2 separate regions of the Homo sapiens genome follow, and region 1 is linked to region 2. A link is a loop called in an ENCODE intact Hi-C map of the cell type or tissue named here. Cell type or tissue: right lobe of liver. All regions are shown on one strand. Links, peaks and the distances in the headings refer to the core of each region. The heading gives the core; the rest is flanking DNA.

Region 1 (11,694 bases), core at 2,299-10,298, 54 kb after region 2:
ACCAGCGCCATGTTGCTTCCTCCCAGGCAGAGGCCTTGCTGGTGAGCGTGCAGGAAGAGAGGCGAAAGCATGAAGGAGAGAAGGGAGAGGAAAGCTCAAAGCCCAGTAGCAGGCGCCTTGATGCAGAAATATCTTCTAGAACATGAGGGAGAAGCGCTCCATCAAAACCTTCTGGATTTCCAAGTCAGCCGGGCTGATGACCCGCAGCAACCCACCCTCCCCTGGCTGCCGCTAAACCCAGGGCCTGCTCCTGCCCCACCTCCCAGTCCCACCCCACCCCTCCTTACCCAGAGACCACACACCAGGGGACTAGACAGGCTCACTCCCTCCCTGGCTGTCTTGCAATTTTAATTTCTCACCTTCCTAAACAGCCAAGATTTATGGCACACTTGACAGAAATATTTAATTTTCCAAATGTCTACTATTCAAAGGCTGTGGAAATCTCCAGCCCTAACATTTCCGCATTAATATCCATTTAAGGCTGAGGCCAAATAAAGATCTTCCCAGAGGCGTGGAAGGGGGGAAGGAGGAAGATGAAATCCTTAGCAGACAGAAAGGACCCACAGAAAATCCCCCACGAGATCATACCATCCCCACTGCTCTTCCACTGAAGTAGATGTTAAAGCTTTTTAATTATTGTCATTAACATCACTGAATGCTTATTATGTGCCAGATACTGTGCTAAGCAATTTAAAAGCCATGATCTCATTTAATCCTCACAACCCAATAAGGTAGCCACTATAATTATCCCATTTTATAGATGAGGAAACTGAGGCACCGAGTGATCTAAGACCACTCAACTAATGAATGGAGGAGCTGAAATTAGAACCTCAATTTGACTCTTACTATCATACTGTCTCTTGTGTGTGCCTGATGGAAACACTCTTTCTTCCCAGACTTGTATATAAGTCTAGCTATACCATATACACACATATACATACTATATTCAGTTTACTTCCGTATATCACTGTGAAGGAGACTCATTGATGAATTCAACGGGGACACTGTGTAGGCTCCCTGCTACACCCAGAGCACTGCTGTGTGGCCAGCATAACAAATGCGGGGCTAGGTCCCCTGTCTATCATGACCTTAAAATCTGCTTGGAGGCCAGGCACAGTGGCTCACTCCTGTAATCCTAGCACTTTGGGAGGCCAAGGCAGGTGGATCACCTGAGGTCGGGAGTTTGAGACCAGCCTGGCCAACATGGTGAAACACCATCTCTACTAAAAATACCAAAAAAATTAGCCGGGCGTGGTGGCACACACCTACAATCCCAGCTACTTGGGAGGCTGAGGCATGAGAATCCCTTGAACCCGGAGGTGGAGGTTGCAGTGATCCAAGATCGCAACACTGCACTCCAGCCTGGGCAATAGAGTGAGACTGTCTCAAAAAAAAAAATCTGCTTGGAAAACTGGGCATATATTCAAAACAATGCCACACCAACACAAGGAGTACAGGAATGTCACTGCTAGGGACTCAACTTTCTCCTGAGATACAGAAGGAAACCAGAAGACCTCAAAACAAACCAGAGAGACCCTCTCAGGCCTCCCTCTCAGGCCTCCCTCTAATAGGCCTGTCTCCTCTCGCTGCTGGTGTAATGCAGATACAGTTAATATGCATTAAACGCAGAACACAGAAGAGGCAGGCATGCTGGCAAAAGTAAGAGGCAACTGACAAAATGAAGAGGAAAACATAAAAAGGTGATAAAGAACTCAAGAAGTCAGCAGTCTTGGGCCACTTGGTGTGTGGGAAAACAGAATCACCTACTTGCCCCAGAAGTGTCTATTAGTGCACAGGTAGTAGCTGGTGTTTATAATAATGACCCTGAGTAATGAAAAAATGATCAAACCATGTTCTGTGCATGTTGTTTTGGAAGGCCTGCATACTTTTCTTATATCCATTTGGATAGAAATATTTCATTAAAGTGGCCAAAATAATTTTTGTTAATGTTTTGGTGATGAAAGAGGTAAGTTAGATTCTCCTGAGATGCCAGCTGAAATACAGATTCCAATGTGTAATGAAACATCCAGCTGGTCAGGACTAGGAGTCCCTGGTGGACAGGAATAGGTTCTGTCTGGCCCACTCTGCTCAGTGCCCAGCATGGGTAAGCACCCAACAAAGGATGGCTGTCACCAGGATGCTGGTGCCCACGAGCTCATTTATCCACAGCCAAGAGATTAGCCGAAGCGAGGGAGTCTGGGACCCCTCCAAAGCTAGTCCTGGGGAACCATGGATCTCACTTCCCCAGCTCCTTTGAGGCCAAGCTTAGGGCAGAATTGCCACCTAGTAGCCTCAGCAGGCCTTTGCTATGCCACGAAGGTCACCACTCCTGGGCTTCTCAAGAAAGGGTCCTAATCTAAGTTGTCAGCAGCCAACCCCCAGCTGAGAACAGAGAAGGCTTCTCCATCTCCCTTGGCCTGGTCCTAAATAGCTCTGGTCACTTGCTGCCAGGGAAGATGACGGGAAGAATAAACACAGCAAAAATATGAGTGCCCTTCAGCATCACCATGGTGAGGCCTTATCAAGGATCTCAGCAGTCTGGGTAAAACCAACATTCACTGGTAATGAGCCAGAGCAAAAAAAAGAGTAAGACACAAGAGAAGGTCCAATCTATGCAACCCATACCATGTCCAGAAGGGGAAAACTCTTGCTCACGTTCAGTGTGAACCTAAAATGCCCCCCAACCCTCTCTATAAACTAAATACGCGCAATTGTCACTTGTATATAATCTACTCACTTTGTTAATTTTCCATCATTTATGTTGTGTATAAATGCCTGTCTCTTGTGTGTGCCTTCATCAGCACAACTGTCAGAACTGAACACATCTGTGAGGGTTTTTTTTGTTTTGTTTTGGTTTGGTTTGGTTTTTGAGACGGAGTCTCGCTCTGTCGCCCAGGCTGGAGTTCAGTGGCGTGATCTCAGCTCACTGCAACCTCTGCATCCTGGGTTCAAGCGATTCTCCTGCTTCAGCCTCCCGAGTAGCTGGGACTACAGGCGCACACCACCACACCCAGCTAATTTTTTTGAATTTTTCGTAGAGACAGGGTTTCACCATGTTGGCCAGGATGGTCTCAATCTCCTGACATCATGATCCGCCCACCTCGGCCTCCCAAAGTGCTGGGATTACAGGCGTGAGCCACCGTGCACAGCCTGAGGGTTTTAACTTACTTCATATAGGAAAAGGAGCTGACATTATAGAATACCTACTATAGTACTGACACTTCATGTGCTTTATCTCATTTAACCTCATAACAGCCCTCTCAAGTAGATATTATTTCCATTTTACACATAAGAAAACTGAGGCTCAGAGAGGTTAAGTAACTTGCTCAAAGTTGCACAGCTTGTAAGTGTCAAAACAGAGATTCTGTTTCAGGTCCCTTGACTCTGACTCTAAGGACCACTGTCGATTACTTCTTTTTTTTTTTTTTTTTTTTTTTTTGAGACGGAGTCTCGCTCTGTCGCCCAGGCTGGACTGCAGTGGCCCAATCTCGGCTCACTGCAAGCTCCGCCTCCCTGGTTCACGCCATTCTCCTGCCTCAGCCTCCCGAGTAGCTGGGACTACAGGCGCCCGCCACCGCGCCCAGCTAATTTTTTTTGTATTTTTAGTAGAGACGGAGTTTCACCGTGTTAGCCAAGCTGGTCTCGATCTCCTGACCTCGTGATCCGCCTGCCTCGGCCTCCCAAAGTGCTGGGATTACAGGCGTGAGCCACCGCGCCCGGCCCGATTACTTCTTGATGTTATCACCAGCAAAAGAGCTGACAGAAGCCTCTCTCGTGGCAAATCTGGGGATAAAGAAGACCCCTTCCAGATTCAGACGAGAATGCTGCTCATTTTCAGCCTGAGCCTGGCTGGTATTTCAGGGGCTGACTTAACATGATGAATGGGCTCAGGGCACACATGAGATGTAATACGTCTTGATTTAGGGAAGCGCTAGATAGGTCGTCTGATGAAATTTTACTTGCAAAATTAATTCAGATTGTCTTGGCTGAGTACTCCCATCACCCAGACAGCAGGAGAGGCTGGGAAACTGCAAACAAGTGGTCAAGAGAAGAGGCTGCGGTGGACAGGACAGCAGCAGCCAGGGCAGGCACAGCCTGTGAGGAGACTGGATGGCAGGAGGTACCGTTTTCTTCCCCCAAGGCAGCGGACCTAGAGCGTGCAGCAGAAAGACTGCAGGCAGAGGGAAGGGATGGTGTGCTGAACACGAGAGTCCTCGGGGGGGACAGGAGAGGCAAGGGAGGGGCTCCTTCTGAATTCTATCCGGTCCTCCAGTGCACTAATGGAGCCACAAGAGAAAGACAGTCAGCCCTGGGTCCCTGAATGCTGCCATCAAGCAGGCTCCAAGGACAAGCTGCCTGCTGTGAGTCAGGGTAACAGAAGCCTCAGTCAGGCCAGGTTTGCAGCAGGAGTCAGAGGTCGGTGCCTTCTGTGGGCAGGAGGAGACTGGACGGGTCAGCTCAGGAGGGATGTTAACTCACACCAAGAAAGGGAGGCAAGCAGCTGCCCGCTGTCAGGAGGGAGGCCAGAACCCAGGTAAGGGTGACAAGGCGAGGGGAAGGAGACTGACTAATGAGGAGGAATGAGAGGCCCCGCGCAGAGTTGAGCTCAACTGACATAGAGGGCGGGGACGTGACTGCCAGTCACAATTAAGGAAGGAACGGAGAGGAGATGGATTACTGTAATTATGAACCTATGGAGCACAGTTTTAAAAACGTGTTCCTCTTGTGTATATGCAGGAGGTGACAGGAGGGTGCTTTTTTTTCCTCCTAAAGCAAAGGACGGGTTAAGCCCATTCCCAAGACAGGTGTTACCCAGTAAGTTGAGGACCCTGGGGTCTTAGAGAGATCAGGTGGGCCGAAAGGAAACCAGGCTGATCCAAAAGAACGTAGGCGCACCCAAGAAACCCTAAACGCACCCCTCTGGAGTGGCAGGAGGTGAGTGGCACTGACTGGGGTCAGGGGTGGAGGGCAGGTAGGTGCTGCCTCCCGGATGCATGTGGAGTTATCCTTGCGAAATGACTTGATCTGACTTACATTTTAAAAGCTTTACTCTGGCTGTGATGTGAAGAACAGACTGGGGGAGTGGAGAGAGGACAGGTGGTCTGGATGAGGATGGGAGTGAGCAGAAGGTGACAAGTGGTTAGATTTGGGGTATTTTTGAGGGCAGAACAAACAAGACTGAGGAACTGGAAATGGGGTATGAGACAAAGAAAGGACTCATGGGTGAATGCATGCATGCATGAATTCCCTCCTGGACTGCGCTGTGACAGGGGCCGGGGGACACTGATCCTTCCCTCCCCCAGGCTTACCAGCACTCCCCGCCATCTTCTCTTCAATGTAAACCTTGACCTAAAGCTGCCCTCCCTACCAGGTGATCATTCCCTCTAACCCACATTAGACGGCGCTCTGTGTGCTGGCATGGCAACCTTGCCACCTCCTGAAAATGCATTTCCATGAGAAGAACTGGTTTCAAGTAGCCGACAGTCTAACATGTAAGTAAACCATTAGAAATATGACCTGTCTGTGGTGAGAAGTGCCTGTGTCAACCTGGTCATTGCCCCAGTTGTCACATCCAAGACAAGGCATTTTCTGTTGCTCCCAAGACGCGTGGCCCCAGCATGGCCATGATTCTTGGTGGCAGGGACATCAATAATGACGGTGGGAAGAAGCCCCAAGGCCTCTGAGGACAAGGATGAAGTAAAAGGAATTTGCAAACTTTGTGCCACCCGCAGCTTTCCTGAGAAGTCGAAAGGACCCTGGGCAGAAGGAGGGCAGACCTCCCCTCTGCCCCTCCTCCACCTCACCACCTGGGCATTGGATGTGTCTCGGTCCCATTTGCCAGATAAGAAACTCCCCAGAAGTGGGTAGGTCGGGAAAGGCAGGCGGACCGTGAGGGAGAAGACGACCGCTGTGTGCATCTGGTGGCAGCCTCAGCCCCAGAGCAAATTTTACTGAGTGAAGAGGAGAAAGTGTGTGAATGCTGGCTCGGCGAGTACATAAGCAGCCCGGTAGAAAGCTTTTTTAGCAAGCTCTATGCAAATCAGACTTGGAGAAACAAAAGCCAGACCTATGCCTGCTGTGTCAGCTCCAGAGCCACGTTTCCACTTCTCATCTGGCCCTTGCTGCCTCACAGTGGCTTCTGGTTCACCAGCCAGTAATGAGAGCTCCCAGACCTAATGCATAAACAGGAAGCCACTTGCTGGGTTTTGCTTTTGGACAGCCAGCAAAAAGCATAGGGCTCTCTGGGGCATGCCGCCTCCATTTGCAGGAGTTAAGCCTGAAGTCATGGGAAACATGGATAGATAACATGGTGACCTGCGCGTGCAGGGCCTGGAGGACATCTGGGCAGCAGCCTGTGGTCTCGGGCTGCAGAGCGCCTTCTCATGCCTCACAGGCTTCAGAGGCAACCAGCTTCTGTGGACTCGCATGGACTACCTTTACGGGATGCCTGTGTGGGAGTGTGGTTGCGGTCTCCCTCTGCCTACCTCCTCCAGTGCCGTCCTCACCACACCCACCAGGCAGGGCAGACATTCCTCATTTGGAAAGAGGGGAACAGATGCACATGGACTCTCCAACTGACTCTCAAGAGACTGGAAGGGGCCAGGCGCGGTGGCTCACGCCTGTAATCCCAGCATTTTGGGAGGCCAAGGCAGGCAGATCACTTGAGACCAGGAGTTCGAGACCAGCCTGGCTAACATGGTGAAACTCCGTCTCTACTAAAAACACAAAAATCAGCCAGGCATGGTGGCGGGCGTCTGTAATCCCAGCTGCTCTGGAGGCTGAGGCAAGAGAATCGCTTGAACCCGGGAGGCGGAGGTTGCAATGAGCAGAGATCGCGCCACTGAACTCCAGCCTGGGCGACAGGGCGAGCTCCTGTCTCAAAAAAAAAAAGAAAAAGAAAAAGAAAAAAAGAGAGCGACAGAGAGAGACTGGAAGGAAAAGGAAGCCAAACCTCTCCCCTTGACTTCATACCACTCACCAGTTTGGGGAGTGTGGAGAGAAAGTCCCAGGAAAACACCTAAGCGGAGGCAGGAGCCCATGCAGGGGCTGCAAGGTTGGGAGACATCGTCATCCAATGCTGAGGCCTGACCCCACCTGCACTTACTACGCCAGGAGATGCTGCATGGGCTTTCACAGCTAAAGATAGTTAATTGCTACCAGCATCTATCCAGAGCGGTTTTAGAACATAAACCTTGTCTGCCAATGATATCCTGGGTTCAGAAACTCATCTGTAGACTTAACAGATATTTTTGCTGGTCCCATTTGGGCCCAACTCCAGTTTTGAAACTTCATCTATTCATCTGCCTTTCACTTAGGCAGCCTTATGGGTGCCTACAGCACAGGGCTACTATAGATGCTGTGGGTGGGGGTGTGAGTGGGTGGGGGTGTGAGTGGGTAGGGGTGTGGAACCTTTAACATCATCCACAAGTGTCCCCAAATCCATCTTAGTCTCATCTGCACCAGCCTCCAAAGTGGCTTCTCTGTTTTGTTTTTTTAAATCCTGCCAAGTCTCAGGAGGCTTCTCTGTTTTAAAGCCTGACCTTGACACTGTGACTTGAACCTTCCCAGTCCTCCTCTGTCCCCCTCCACTCTGTCAGCATTGAGAGGGCACACTCTACTCCGGAGAGAGACATCTCAGGGCACAAGTGACATACAGGCAGGCAATTTACAGCTCCTGGGCTTGCTCTGCATCCAGCAGTGCTGCAGTCTGCACCCCCAGCCTGCTCCCTAACCCCTTTTAACTTCCCCTCCCCTCCCCAGGCCCATAGGGCTCTCTGCTCACAGCTCCAGGCCCTGAGGAGGCCAAGTGCAGTTTGCGAGTTCCAAATATAACCCCTGAGTTCAGGTCAAACCTTCTTTTCCCTACAGCCTCTTGGAAAATGAACCAGTTTCTCATTTTTCCAGGCCCAGGTCAAGTTCCTGCAAGTTCAGAGACTTTAAATCCCTTTTGTTCCCCTCTCTTTCCACATCCTCCCTTTCCTTCTTCACTCTAGCCCACTCCCCACTTCTCCTCTGAAAATGTTCTCCCCTTGGTCAACAGTGGCTTTGGAATGATAGATCCCAGCCTCCCGTGACTTCCTAGTGGCATATGACAGGGTTGGCCCCTCCTCCCACTCTTCCTTCCTCTGGGTGTCCCCAGTGCCACATCTCCTGGTTTCCTCCTGTTCCCCTGTCTCTTCAGAAGGCTCCTGTCCTGGACCCTCCAACACTGACTCTCAGAGTTTCACCACTGGCCCTGTTCCTTGTCACTCCACACACACACTGGCTGGGCAAGTTCATCCAAACCCTTTACCTACTGCCTATGGGCCGATGGCCCCAAATCTTTATATCCAGCATCTTTTCTATCTAGAAGGTAACTGGAGATGCATAATTACAGCCCACTCTAATCTCTCCTTTGCAGATAACCCCAATCCTTTGTCCCTTCCTCCCTTCTTTTTTTTTTTTTTTTCTTTTTTTGAGACGGAGTCTCACTCTGTCCCCCACGCTGTAATGCAGTGGCATGATCTTGGCTCACTGCAACCTCTGCCTCCCGGGTTCCAGTGATTCTCCTGCCTCAGCCTCCCGAGTAGCTGGGATTACAGGCACCTGCCACCACGCCCAGCTAACTTTTGTATTTTTAGTAGAGACAGGGTTTCACCATGTTGGCCAGGCCGGTCTCTAACCCCTTACCTCAGGTGATCCACCCGCCTTGGCCTCCCAAAGTGCTGGGATTACAGGCATGAGCCACCACGCCTGGCCTCTCCCTTCTTTTTTACTCCCCTGGCTAAATCCCAAGTCGAGCTAAACCCAGCTATCCACCCTCTCCATGCCTGCACCAGCGACTGAACGTTCCTGTAGAAAACCACAAAGCCAGTTTGACTCCTTGCATTTTCAACTTACAACCACAAGCTCTAGCCAGGCCCTCAACAGCATCCTGTGCCCTCCCTACAGACGCAGTAAAGTTGTCACTTTATTCCCTCAGGCTGCCATGGTATGCTTTTCCCTGCACCTCAGCCTCCCCAACACCCTCAGCTCATTGCCTTGTCTCTCCATCCATCAGAAAACAAGGTGTTGGGGAAAGCCCTCAAATTGTTTTTCCTCTGCTCTCCATCCCAACAATCCCCAACACAGAAGACTTCTGTGACCAAATGTGTGGGGGTGGGGTGGGGGGTTCTCCCCACCATCAAGCAATCAGCTCTGCAGCAGACACCAATGGGGTATCCTCCAATTCAACTCCAACACTGTCTACCTGGAGATAAACTCAGATCCCACTGGGTGAGGGCTCAGTCCCAAGACTGCCCTCCACAGCCAGACACCAGTTGCAAGTCCAGGCCCCGGGGGAAATTCTGGCCACCCAGCTTCAAGTTGAGATTCCCACCACCCACCTACTCTTTGAGTTTGATTAATTTGCTGGAGTGGCTCACAGAGCTCAGGGAAACACTTACTTATGTTTACAGTTTATTATAAAGGATATTACAAAGGATACAGATGAAGAGATACGTAGGGTGAGGTATGGGGGAAGGGCCGCAGGGCTTATATGCCCTCCCCAGGCACCACCCTCCAGGAACCGCCACGTGTTCAGCTATCCAGAAGCTCCCAGAACCTGGTCCTCCTGGGCCTTTTATGGAGACTTCATTGGATAGACGTGACTGTTAACCACATAAAATTTTATTTATTTATTTATTTATTTATTTATTTTACAGAGTCTCACTCTGTTTCCCAGGCTGGAGTGCAACGGTGTGATCTCGGCTCACTGCAACCTCTGCCTCCCAGGTTCAATCGATTCTCCTGCCTCAGCCTCCCGAGCAGTTGGGACTAAAGGCGCCCACCACCACGCCCAGCTAATTTTTGTATTTTTAGTAGAGACAGGGTTTCGCCACATTGGCCAGGCTAGTCTTGAACTCCTGGTATCGAGCAATCTGCCCACCTCAGCCTCCCAAAGTGCTGGGATTGCAGGCACAAGCCACCATGCCCGGCCAACAACCATGTAAAAATTTAATTGGACAAAAAGGGTATGATCTGGATGCAGAACGGCCTGCCTGTTCAGATTCTTCTTGGCCTCTCTCTGCAGCATTCCTTCCTCCTGGGTATGAGGGCGGGACCCACTCTGGAATAAAGGTTTCATGACCCATAGTCAGATCAGAGTCTTGCCTTGGGCAGGTGAAAAGCGGGCAGGAGAAGGTCAGAGACAGAGAGATTCTGTTTACAGTAACAAGGGCTATGGGAGTTATGAGCCAGGGACCGGGGATGAAAACATACATATACAAAAGCAAACAGGAACTCGTTAACTTCCCACCACCAAATCTACCGGCTTCCCTCACTCTCATCTCATGTTCTCTGCCCTCCCTCCATGTATGTTGGGAGAAGTGTTCCTGCTCCCATAAGAGGCCAAACCATTCGTCTCGTGAATCCCAGCCCCTGACCTTCTCAAGGCCTTCATTCTGGAAGTCACCCTTCTGTTCTGAGTTATCCATGAATACCCCCACATTAGATCATGCCCTTCACTGTGCACTCATGCATGCTCCGCTGTCTCCTGCCCTTACAAATGAAAGACCCCACTCAGCCCTGCATGCCCATCCAGCCACTGCTCTGTGCACCTGCTCCTGTGCACAGTACTCCTCAAAGAACGGTTTGTGCCCACTCCTCCGTTCCTCTCCTCCCACTCACTCTCCAACCACCCCAGTCTGGCTTCTTATCCAGGTCACCAGTGACCACCTCACTGTTGTCAAACCCTCCACTCATGTCTGTATGCTTCTCCCGTGTGACTCCCGGGGCCTCAGGACTCACCTGGCCTCTGTCCTGTCTGTGGCGCCACATCCACCCTGGCTTGCCTCCTCCCTGGCCACTCCTCCTCCATGTCCACTGCAGGGCTCCCCGCCTCTGCCCGACTCTAACATTGGCATACCCCAGAATGCCATCCTCTGCCCCTCCTCAATATCTGTATCCCCTCCTACATTGCCTCTTCCTTTCCTCTTAAACACCGATGACTCCCAGATTACATCTCCAGCCCTGACCCTTCACCCTGCCGAGAGACTGATGATATCCAACTGCTGACGCCATCTCTCTGCTGAGTTGTCTAATCAGCATCGGCTCAAAGGAGAACCCCACCCCACCCCCCAACTCACCCCACCCCCACCAACCCCTGTTCTTACTCAGTCTCATCTAACAGCCCCATCCTCCTCCCACTCACTCCAGATCCTTGATCCACCTCTTCCTTTCAGCCCTGCGGCAGCAGCAACCTGGGATGCCAAGTCCAAAGGCACCAGCACCATTGCATCTGTCTGCTCTGCCACCACCCCTGGGTGTAAGCCCCTTCTTCCCCCTGTGACGCTGCACCAGCCTCCTGAATAGCCTCCCACTCCCACTCCTGACCCTCTGCCGCCCATTCCCCGCAACCAGGCAGCCACAGCAATTCTGTTAAAATGTAAATCAGACCATGGGATCCCTCTGCTCAAATTCCTTTAATGGCTTTTCATTGCACTTAGAACCAAACCCCTTGCAAGTGACAGAAAACGCAACTCAAACTGCCTTAAATGATAAAGAGTAATTTATTGATAGCAAAATGGCTGAGGCTGCCGTCTACCTCGCAGGTTCACATCTCAACATCCAGCATAGCCTTTTTCTAAGGGCCACAAAGGGGCTGCATAGACTGGCAGCAGCCTGGCCGTTCAGTTGATTCCTTGGTCCCTAGGGGCTCTGTCCTCCTTGAGGATT
Region 2 (11,694 bases), core at 2,446-10,445:
AAGAGGATCCTGGGGATCCCCACCCACAAGCTGCAATCACAAAGCCTGATGGCAAAGTCACTTACCAGGCCCTAGGGGCAGGAAGAGTGCCAGCCAAGCCCAGTAGGTAGAATGCATTACTGAGAGGTCTCTAGGGGCTCCCTGGGACAAAAAGAGTGACAAGCCAGAGCTGGCATGGCTGGGCTTCCTGGAATAGAGAAGAGAGCCAGAGCCCGGGCAGCTGCCAGGCCCTGCCAGGCAGACACAAATTCATCAAAGGGTGAGGGGCTACGACATTCCTCAGAGTCTGACTTAAAGGCAGCTTCCATCCATCAAGGCCCAGGTACCCTTCAATCCATATTTTTGGGGCATAATTAACAGGCTTTTAGTTGGATTGAATCTTATTTTTGGTGTCTATACACAGGAGGCCCACAGAAGTAGCCCACCCAACCCGCTCAATGCTTTGTGAAGTGCCATTTGGCAGAACCAAGCTCTCAGATGGTGAGCGCAGCCAGGAAAGATGGTATGGTACTAGGTTCAGGGCCTCAATCGGCCTCCTACAAGCTGCATAAACTCACTTAACCACTCTCTGCCTCAGTTGCCTCAAATAGCAAACAAGAATAACAACACCTGCTTCATGGGATATCAAAAGGACCAAGATGAGATACACAGAAAAAGCACCTAGCATGGTGCCTGACACAAACGAAACCCACGATGAATGCATATTTGCTTACGGTTTTTGTTTGTTTGTTTGTTTTGTTTTTTGTTTTGTTTTGTTTTGAGATTGAGTCTTGCTTTGTTGCCCAGGCTGGAGTGCAGTGGCGCGATCTCAGCTCACTGCAAGCTCCGCCTCCTGGGTTCACACCATTCTCCTGCCTCAGCCTCCCGAGTAGCTGGGACTACAAGCGCCCGCCACCACACCCGGATAATTTTTTGTATTGTTAGTAGAGACGGGGTTTCACCATGTTAGCCAGGATGGTCTCGATCTCCTGACCTCATGATCCACCCGCCTTGGCCTCCCAAAGTGCTGGGATTACAGACGTGAGCCACCGCGCCCAGCCAACTTACAGTTTTAATAAATCAGATCACTGCCAGTGTCTTCCAAGAAATAAAAATTGCAAAAATGCTCCTAGAACCGTAGGGTAGCTGGCATGTACATCTGAGTGGGGTTACAGCCACAGGAGATGTCTTCACTGCAATGGCCAAGCCTGGGTCTAGGATGCAGTAGTTCAGATTGGCCAGGAGCAGCTGTGGGGCCATGTCCACTTCTCTCACACTCGCTGATCCGGGGGCCTCCAGATGCAGGCACCTCTGTCTCATCCAAGAACTTTCTGGTCTCTGGAGCTCATGCAGCCCATGCACATGGGACAGGCCCCAAGTGCTAGACCCTAGCTAGTGGCCATACTCTCCCACTGTGCCCCAGTGGGATTGGGCCCCGGGTGGCCACAGTTTTATGGTCTTCTTTCCCTTCCCTGTCTCACTTCTCCACTCTTCTATCAGGCAAATGAGTGCACTTTTAAAAAACCATAACCCCCTTTCTGTGTGGTTCCCAGGACCACCAACCACATAACCACTTGCACTTACTTCTGTCTTCACTTGGGGTCTGTTTCTGGGGGAGCCACGCCTACATGGGGGGCAGGCCAGGCACTGCACTGAGGGCCTGTCCCCATCACTGCCTGCAGGGAAGGTTCACAGAAGGAAGCGAGAGAGGATGCAGGCTGAGCTTACATATGCAGAGGGGAGGGAACAGAGGGCAGGGTGAACCAATTGATAACCTAAGGTTAAGACCAAACTCCTGGGAGAAAACAGATTGCCCATTGCTGAGTCAAAACAGAACAGCATGTCTTTGAGTTCACAGATTCCTCTTTTCTAGGCTATAGTAGGGCTGGCAACTTTGCCAGAAGGATTATCAGGACAATTTTTAAATGCCTCAGCACCCTGAGACAGTGAGCAGGGCAGTGTGCAGAAAGCTCACCCCACACCTGACTCTGGGCTCTTAAATCCTTCCCTTGGACCACACAGACGCTCCTGCAGAGCTCAGGAGCTTCCCTGCCCCAGGACCTGGAGCCACCTTCCAATCAAGGATAGAATCACAGCATTTTGGGGATGGAAAAACACGGAGGGCATCTCCTCCAAGCTCCATCTGAGGCATGAATCCCTGCACATCATGTCTGCAGCACCTTTCAAGGGAGCAAGAACAATGTGTACACATGCACACACGCAAACACATGCACACTCCGTGTGCTGCCCTGCATTCCTGGTCAATCCCCCCAGTGCTATTTGCCTTGTACAACACATGCACACATCAGCCCCACACAGATTAAGGGGATTAGCTCTTATCAAGAGCTTTGTATCTCCAAAGCTCTTATCAACATCAGCTAATTAAGCAGACAGCCCCCCTTCCCTTGGCTGAAGGGTATAGAAAGCACAGGACAAGAATTGACAAGACCTGAGTGCTAGTCCCACTGTGGGGGCATGTCTTCTTGTACAAGACACAGAGAAACAGGAAGCAGTTATTATGATACCCCACACAAGAGAAGAAGAAACAGAAAGTGTGAGGAACTTACCCAAGGCCAATCAGCTAAGCAGCAGCTGGGCTCAGCTGTGAACTTTGGTCTCTCCAACTCCAGAACCCGAGCTCTCTGAGTCACAACGACACATGGATATGAGTAATCATCCTCATTCTCACCAGCCAAGACCCCAATGGCAGAGACCAGCCCTCCAGCCTCAAATGGCTCTTTATCCCAGCAACCCCACCACTCACACACAGAACCCTGCTTAATACGAGGGTCACTGATTAGAAATGCTTTTTTCTCACACACACACTCGGGTTTGCACCATGTGCCCATGACCCTCCTCCCCTACCTACCTCACTCCTCTTTGTCCCTGTGTTCCCTGCCCCGCTCAGGGCTCTACACACGGTGGAAGCTCAGAGCTCTGGTATGGCCTCTGTCTGACCCACCCAGAGTCAGCAGGGAGCACTCTCCTGTCACAGACAAAGCCCCAAAGCCAGTTCCCATCCACCACAAAGTAGCCCGATAATGAGGGCTACACTGACAACTTCTAGTGTCAAGTCTAATAATTCCCTTTAACTGAGATCTTTTGCCTTCAGTGAAGTCATCAGTGGCTTTCAGGAAATGATCAGAAAAACCCTTTGGATTTCCACCTGTCATGGGGAATCCCACATGCTATACGTTTCATCATAGGGACTCAGGCTTAGTCAATTCTTTCAAATGTTGGCACCCCTTAACAAGGCTAATAAGATTTTTTTTTTTTTTTGCCTCAAAAGTCTTAATAGGATAGAAAATTTAAGGAAATCAATCAGTAATTAATTACCCATTAAATTATCTGCCCAGTATTATGAGGACACAGAAGTATTTAGTAAAATCCTTGCTCTCACGGAATGTAGAATGGATAATGAGAAAAACTAGCATTACAATGAGATAACAGCTGAACAGGCTTCCACACTACAAATATAGTAGGAAATTTATCATTCATTCATTCAACAAAGTGCCATTTAAACTCTACCAATGGTAAAGTCTACTATAGATGGACCCATGGTGGTTCACGGGCGGACGAGTTGTCCCACAGGGATAGATACGAGGTGTATCGCAAAGGAGATACATCACATAAGTAAGTGATACAGGACAAGGTAAAGTATGACAAGCATGTCAGGAGAAGAATGAATTAAGTATTACAGGAGCGGTACAGAAAAGATGGAATTACTAGGGAAGGCTTTGTGGAAGCAGCAGGACCTAAGTTACAATCGGCCCTGCAAGGAGGTAAGGGGTCACCAACTTTCTATCCCTAGGAGGGGGTGCCCTCAACCCAAAAGCACAGCACTCCCTGCACTGCACAAAAGAACTCAGGATTCATCTTAAGAAATCAGAAGCTAGCAGGTTCACACGCACTGGCTTCATCCCAGGTGGGGCGCACCAGGCCTGGAATTAGAGCACTCATCCGTCCAATGAACATTTCAGGAACACTGATGCTGCGGGGGAAGGGAGGAGGCACAGTCTCCGCCCCCACCGAGCTTATAGGCAGATGGGGGAGAGAGACAAGCAAACTCCACCAACAAGAGATGGATGAAGGGTTATACCACACACAGGAGTGTGCTGAACTGAGACTGGGGTAGTGGGCAGTGAGGGATTATGCACGGAGGAAGGGTGACTAAAATGAATCTTGAAGAACAGATGAGAGCTGGGTGTGCAGGCTGCAGCCGTGAAAGCAAATCATGATGATAACAGTAACAATTATGATACACCATTATCACCATTTTTTGAGCGCCTTCCTTGTCTTTTGCCAGAAACTGTACTTGGTATTTCACACACACACGTGCATGCATGCAGACACGCACACGTTAATGCTAATCATTTTTTAGTGTGTGTGTTCAGGATGCAAGTGATCCTTACAATTATACTGCATATTAAATATTATTGTTCCTCTTTGACAGATGGAGATACTAAGGCCCGAAGAGATGAAACCACTTTCTCACAGCCACACATCCAGTAATCAGCAGAGCTAGGATTCAAATCTCTCTACATCCTATCCGCTATTCCACACTTTGGAGCTACTGGGTGGAGTTCCTATGTGGCCTCCTGGACAAATGGGCCAAGGGAGTCATCGAGGGGCCAGAGTCCCTAGATCTCTGCACCCCAATCTAGAGTCCCAGGGGCTGAACGAAGGTGAGCTGACCCTCTCCTGGTTCTGCCTCGAGCTGTCAATCCAAATCAAAGTCTTGTCCGCTCACTGGGCCTTGGTTTCCTGTTGAAAACGACAGGACATGGGCCGGACGTTCTTTCAAGGCTCTTCCTGCGCTGACATTCTGAGACTCTGTGGTTCTCATGTAAAAGGCCTGAGCACCAATACAGAACCTGGTCAGAGAGTTTCCAATCAACATGTTTTGCTTGCACCCAGGCTTGTGACTCACTAGGCATAACCTGTAGCAAGAATCCCCTTGCTGGGGAGGGGGACCTCCCTAGGGCAGAATGGGCAAATCCCAGAGTTCCTGAAGCTCAAGACACTGCAGGCATTTCCTATTTCCTGCATCCTCCCTTCACTTCTCCTATCCTGTCGTTCCTTTGAAAACTTAGAGTGAGCTCCGCAGACCACAAAGAACATGCTGCACTGTCTTCTGGGCATGCCACTCCTGAATGACAGTGTCCCCTACCATCTGGTCTCTCACAGACTCCAAGCCCCCAGCCCACTGTGCTCTCCACCCTCCACTCCGGCTGCCTGGGCCAGCCCCAGGACAGGTGAGAGAGCTCATCAGCAGAAACCACGAAGCCAGACACCATCCCTGCGGCCACCCTCTCCCAGCAACACACAGCCATGCCACGTGTTCCGAGGCTTAGGGGGTTGGCATCCAGGAGTGCTGCACACAAGAATAAACAATCTCATCTCTGAGTGTATATTTTGTCTTCATTATGCCACTGTGAAGGTGTTAATATACAACTTACAACATATTAATCACCCCTCTAACTTCCAAACGCTAAATGCATCATTAACATTCATGTTTTCTTCAATTACTTGGCTGTTCTGGGGGAAGGGAGCAAATCAGCTCCTCACTGAGTCACTCTCCTGTGGAAGGCTCACGGATCATAATAGGCAGTCCAGGCCTCCACCTGTATTGTGGAATGAGAGACTCCTGCTCCGAGCATCGCCATAAAAACAAAGCGAAACCAAGAAGCGAGAGACAGGAGAAGGCAGATGGGGAGGGAAGGAGGGATGCACACAAGGAGGAATCCCATGCATATCAAAGGCTCACAGAGACCAATCAGTCTAAGCCCTGCATTTCATAAATGAGAGGACTGGGGCTCGGAGAGGGGAAGTGACATGTCCAAGATCACACAGCAGGTTAGTGGAGAGAGCCGAGGAAAGGAGGGACAGGAAAACCAAGTGTAGAAGAGGAAAGAAAAAGCAGTAGAAGGAGAAAGGGGTAGAAGGCAGGTCCATTAAGATGTGCAGGCTGGGCGTATGGCTCATGCCTGTAATCCCAGCAATTTGGGAGGCCGAGGCAGATGGATCACCTGAGGTCAGGAGTTCGAGACCAGCCTGGCCAACATGGTGAAACCGCATCTGTACTAAAAATACAAAAATTAGCCAGGCAGGTGGCACGCACCTGTAGTCCCAGCTACTCAGGAGGCTGAGGCAGGAGAATTGCTGGAACCTGGGAGGCGGAGGTTGCAGTGAACCGAGACCTCCAGCCTGGGCAACAGAGCAAAACTCTGTCTCAAAAAAAAAAAAAAAAAAAAAAAAAAAAGCAACTGCAAAGATGGGGGAAAAGGGAAAGCAGAGAGGGAAAAACAAAGGTAGGGAAAGCTACCTTTGGGAAAGGGGAAAGGGGGAAAATGTCTCAAACAGCCAGGAGTGGAGGCACATGACCATGGTCCCAGCTACTTGGGAGGCTGAGGCAGGAAGATCAGAGGAGCCCAGGAGTTTGAGGTCACCCTGGGCAACACGGCAAGATGGCAAAAACAAACAGCTCTAAAAAAAAAAAAGTCTGAAACAGATGCAAGCCCAGAACTGTCTTCGACTTCACCCCCACCTGCCTGCACCCAGATCCCCGAGGTGGGAGGGGCTGGGGGAAAGAGAGAAAACTCTGAGAGGGACCAAACAGGCCCAACTGAAGCAGGAGGGGAGGCGCTGGGAGCACGCAGGGTTGGGCCTCCACCCCAGGCTTCAGATTGAGCCAGACTAAATATGACATGCAATTAAAATGTCATTACCCCACAATTGTGCAATCCAAACTTCACTTGGAATTTGTTACAGGCACTGGTGGCTACAAAATCAATCTGCTATTGTATTTCAGCAAATCAGATTCAACACTCTCCCTGCCAGTGGGTTGCAGACTAGCTCTGAATGGAAGAGGAAAGAAAAAAAGGCTCCTGCTGGCAGGTCACTTTTGTATCCACAGGCCGCCAGCCAGCCAGGCCTATCCACCTTGAAGAAGGAGCATCCAAGGTCAGGAGACACAGGCGCTTCCAGAAGGGTGGGGCTGGGGGCAGAGGAGCAGGGCAGGAGGTAGCAGGGTCAGCTTCTGGGGCACCTTCTGGGCCCTGCAGAGACACAAGCCCTGACAGTTGTTTGCACCGTAGTTAAAAACCCATATGCTTCATCACAACCTACACAGTGCTTTGAAAGGCATCATTCTTGTGAGTCTCACAACTTAGAAGGGGGGTCACTGCTTCCTCCACAATGAGGAAAAAGCCCTAGAGGGGTGAGGATCACAACCAAGGTCACCTCTCAGTATGGGTAGGGGCAGAGACTGTGTTACTGATGACAGCATTTAGCCCTGAAAAATACACATGCGTGCACACACACACAGAGTGTGGCCAGTGGGGCTGGCCCCAAGAGCCTTTGTAAATGTGTCCTCTTAGCCTAGTGATTTTGAGTCTTAGCAAGTATTCCTTGCACTCCGCCTCCCAGATTTCTCCTTTTCTTCCTATACTTTTTGTATAGATGGGGTCTCACTGCATTGTCCAGGCTGGTCTCAAACTCCTGGACTCAAGCAAGCCTCCCACATTCTCTAAGCTCACTGCTGCACTCCCAGCTGGCTGGAAGCCTGCAGCAGCCTCATTGCTGGCCTCCTGACCTCAGCCTCTCCTATCTCTGACCTTACACACCTTTTCCAGAATCATCTTCTAAAATGCCACTTTGACCTTGACACTTCCTTGCTCAAAAACCTCGTACAGCTGCCTCTCTGGCTTCTGCTCCTTACCACACGACTGAAAACATTCCCTGCAAAAGCCCCATGACCTCCTCATTGCCCAGCGAAAGCTTTTCCACCCTCACCTGATTTGACTCCTCTCGGCAGCCACTGTCTTTTCCAATCTCTTCCAACTGGCAACCACCCCCTGGAATCCAGGGTCTCACCTGCCCTCGTTTTTCCCTCCACCTTCTCCAGTTGCTCCTCAGTTGACTTGCCAGGCTTTCTTCCCCAGATTGTTCTATAAATTCCTGTGTTTCCCAGCTCTTTCCTCTCTCATCTGCTCTCTGCTCTTCTTAAGTGACTATAAGTGACACAATCTGGGCCCGTGGCTTTGGCTGCATCTCTACCCAAATAAAGCCCAAATCTGTGTCTCACGCCCACACCCCTCTCCTGGATTCCACACCCCATCAATCAACTTCCTGCTGGGTGCTTCCATGTGGCCAGCTTACAGGCACCCCAAACTCAACATGGCAAAGCTGAATTTGTCATCCCCTTTCTGCCCCCAAATGGCCACTCCCCCAAATTCTTTCTATCTGAATGGCATTTCCACCCAACGTGTGGTCCTGGGAATCAGACTTGACTCCTCCCTCCCCTCACCCACCGTGCAGATGCCCACAGGGCCCTGCCCCAGCCCCTTCCCCAAGCTGCAAGCACCTGGGCTCTCTTCATGAAGGCCTTCTCCCGGCCTCCTGCACACCAACGTGCTGTGGTGCTAAACACAGGTGCCCCTCCCTGCCTCACTGTGCCATTGCTGATTCCCATGATCGCCCCTCAACCAAACCCGTTACAATACAAGTCATTTTCTCAGGGTGTACTTTTGGGGAAACCCAGCCTAAGGGCCCACCAATACTGAACCGGTCACCACCATGCAGTCCACTTCCTGAATGTCTCCCCGAAGCCTGTCCTCCTCCTCCTCCTCATTTCTCACCTGGACCACTGAGCCGAGCCTCCCAACTGGCATCCTTGCCTCTGGTCTTGCCCTGCTCCAAACCATCCTCTCATCCAATGAATTGTGGCATTCCCTTGCCATCTCCAGGAGACCACCCAAATTCCATCACCTTTGTGGCTTCTAAGCCCTCTGTGACCTGCTCTTACCTCCTGGCCACCCTAAACTCCTACCAGGCCCCTCCGGAACCCTCCATCCCCAGCCATACAGAATAGCACCCAGCCTCAAAACATGCAGATTCCCCTCCATGCCACTGCTCCAGCAGCACGCCCTGACTGGAACGCCCTTATCCTCCTCGGCCATCTGCAAACTCATTCTTAGCTGAAGCCTGAGCTCAAGGGCTGTTCCTTCTCTAAAGTCTTTCCACGGCCCCATCACTCCCAGTCACCTCCGTGGGAGAACTGCATGCCCTCCTCTCCATGCTCACAGCTCCTAACGACACACTTCTCCCCCAACACCTGCGGCACTCTCATGCACAACAGCTTTCCATCGTAAAATCCCCAGGGCCTAGCTCAGTATCTAACACTTAGTAGGTGCTTCTTAAACCTCAGTTGCCAGCATGAGCAGATGAATGGACGGAATGAGTGTGCTCACAGGCCTGTGGGAGGACACAGTTTCTCCCCTCGGGCTCTACCCCTGGCTTGGCCACTGTCTGATGCGGAATCTAGAGATGTCTGGCAGAGACCTTGTCTTTCCTTCCACAAATGTTTACAGCGCTATGTAAATAACTCTCCCTGGGGATGATACATGTGGCCATTCTGCCCTGGGCCTGCCATGGTCCATGCCAACTGGGCCGTCAGGGTGGCTGCTCAAGTGAGACGCTGAGGAGCGTGGGTCTGCAGAGGAGGGGCGTGGGGAGGGGATTTAATACAACACTGTACGAGGACAAATCTGGGCCCCATGCCATGAAAAACGTGAATCTGTCCTTGACTTCAGTGGCAAATGAGGCGTCAAAACATATCAAAATGCGATATTCAATAAATGGACGTATTTAATATTTTATGAGACTGGAAATCAGTTACTGAAGGTTTGAATGATAAATCAAGCACCAAGCAGATGAACTTTTTCAAGTGTCTGCACCTGAAGGGTATCATTTCTCAGGAAGGGAGATGGGAGGAAAGAGAGAAAAAGAGGGCAAGAACAAGAAGCCTATTAGAAAAGGCATAGAGACCCCAGGTACACCCTCTCCCCAGCCACCGCCTGTGCGGTCTTTCCCTGCTGCCCACCAGCCTCATTGACCTGGCACAACTAAAGAACTTTCTCCATCCTACCAAAACCCTGTAACTTCCTTTGGAATTCCATTTAAGCAGCTTCCCTGACCCATGATCCCTCTTGCACCAGGCCCACGGCAAGCTTGTGCCACCTCTCCACGCTCTGTGCCCAGCGTGGCTGAAGGGCAGGGGGTTTTACACATCTACCTCCCTGCTATGCTGTAAGCTCTCTGAGGATGAAAACAAGGCCTCCCTCACTTCAATATCCTCCAGGGCCTGGAATGTCCCTGACACAAGGTAGAACCACAACCCATGTAGAATTTGGACTGAAAGAGGAAGCTCTTGCAGCAAAAGCCATGGACAACAGCTACAGAGGACCCACCCCACTCAGACGCTAAGCTGGGAACTTGCTGATGGCTGTCACACTGCTTCTTGATGTCATCCTCGCAAAGACCCCATGCTGTAAGTAGTATTTGTCTTATTTAACTGATGAGGAAAATGAGGCTCAGAGAGATTTTGTCCCCTGTGCCTAATTCTATTCTGTACACTTGGAGAGGGCAGGAGACTGGCCCACCTACTGTTGTAAGGGCAGAGCAGTGTCAAGTCTTCAAACACTTTATTGCATGAGTGATGCTGGTGCCTAGCCTCCCTCAAATACTCGTTTTGATATTTAACAGCCATCACTGACAAGTAACACGTTCATCTTTCCCAGGGGTCCCTAACTTGGCCAGTCATCAGTATCACTTGGAAAGTTTTTTAAAATTCAGACTTGGCTGTGCTGTGCGCACTGGCTCACGTCTGTAATCTCAATACTTTGGGAGGTCAAGGCGGGAGGTTGCTTGAGCCCAGGAGTTCAAGACCAGCCTGGGCAACATTAAAAATTAGGCAGGTACGGTGGTGCACACCAGTGGTCCCGGCTACTCGGGAGGCTGAGACAGGATAATTTCTTAAAGCCAAAAGGTAGAGGCTGTAGTGAGCCATGATCATACCACTGCACTCTGGCCTGGGCAACAGAGTGAGACCCTGTCTCAAATACATATATATATCAGACTTCCAGGCCCCACTTCTGGCCATTCCAAGTAAGTCTGAGGCAAGGTCTGGCCATACACATTGTTTTCTCTTATTAAAGCTCTCTGGATGACTCTGACAAAGAGGCAGATTTGGGAACCACCAATGCAGCCCTGTAAATCTATCTGGATCTTGATTCTGTTTTCTCCAGCTCTGGCTTATCGCTAACAGGGGCTGGCTGGCCCCTTCCTGGGACAGGGCTTCTGCTGTTTCTCACCACTCCCATGTTCTCTTTTCTCATGAAATCCTCCCCTGTCTGTATTTGTCTTCAGGTCACAGTTCCCACTGCTGGGCGATGACTGTGACCCTCTCCTATCTGACTTTAACTTCCCAGGTCTGGGCACAAGCCCAGTGAGGTCTTAAACCTGCCGGCCAGCCCATCTGGAAAGCCACCTTGGTAGCATAGTTAGCTTTGTCCAAACGGTGCTTCCCCATTCCTGACCAAGATGAGTGTTACCTTTATTTAGTTCATGCCTTCCTGAGATAGGAAAAGCAATGCGATGCCCAGGGGGTACCACCTGCTAACAGAGGGCTCCCCACACCTCGGCACCTCTGGCATCTGGGGCCAGATCATTCTTTGTGGCAGGGCTGCCCTGTGCACTGTAGAATGTTAGTAGCTTCCAAACGAAGGGGGGCAGATCATTCTTTTTTTTTTTTTTTTTTTTTTTTTTGAGAAGGAGTCTCGCTCTGTCGCCCAGGCTGGAGTGCAGTGGCGCGATCTCGGCTCACTGCAAGCTTCGCCTCCTGGGTTCATGCCATTCTCCTGCCTCAGCCTCCCG

Evidence for each region. A loop is a pair of places that touch in the nucleus more often than their neighbours do. Peaks named below come from ENCODE experiments on the same cell type or tissue, not always from the same donor. Only the 100,000 strongest peaks of a DNase experiment are listed, where the experiment ranks them.
Region 1: it touches region 2 in a loop (1.9-fold over the local background); 2 of 110 quality-filtered maps call a loop at or near these places.

The regions. Positions count from the first base shown.
Region 1 is chr11:120,549,763-120,561,456 of GRCh38, reverse strand. The region is part of intron 1 of GRIK4 (glutamate ionotropic receptor kainate type subunit 4); the gene reads right to left. Among named protein-coding and RNA genes, the nearest start is that of GRIK4, 44 kb to the right of the region's middle. In right lobe of liver, for the core only: no CTCF peak of the experiment used is centred there; no DNase peak of the experiment used is centred there.
Region 2 is chr11:120,604,064-120,615,757 of GRCh38, reverse strand. All of the region lies in intron 1 of GRIK4 (glutamate ionotropic receptor kainate type subunit 4), which reads right to left. Among named protein-coding and RNA genes, the nearest start is that of GRIK4, 98 kb to the right of the region's middle. RefSeq lists enhancers at 2,396-2,735, 5,241-5,754, 6,053-6,776. In right lobe of liver, for the core only: no CTCF peak of the experiment used is centred there; DNase peaks (open chromatin) are centred at 2,597 and 6,657; H3K27me3 peaks cover 597 bases.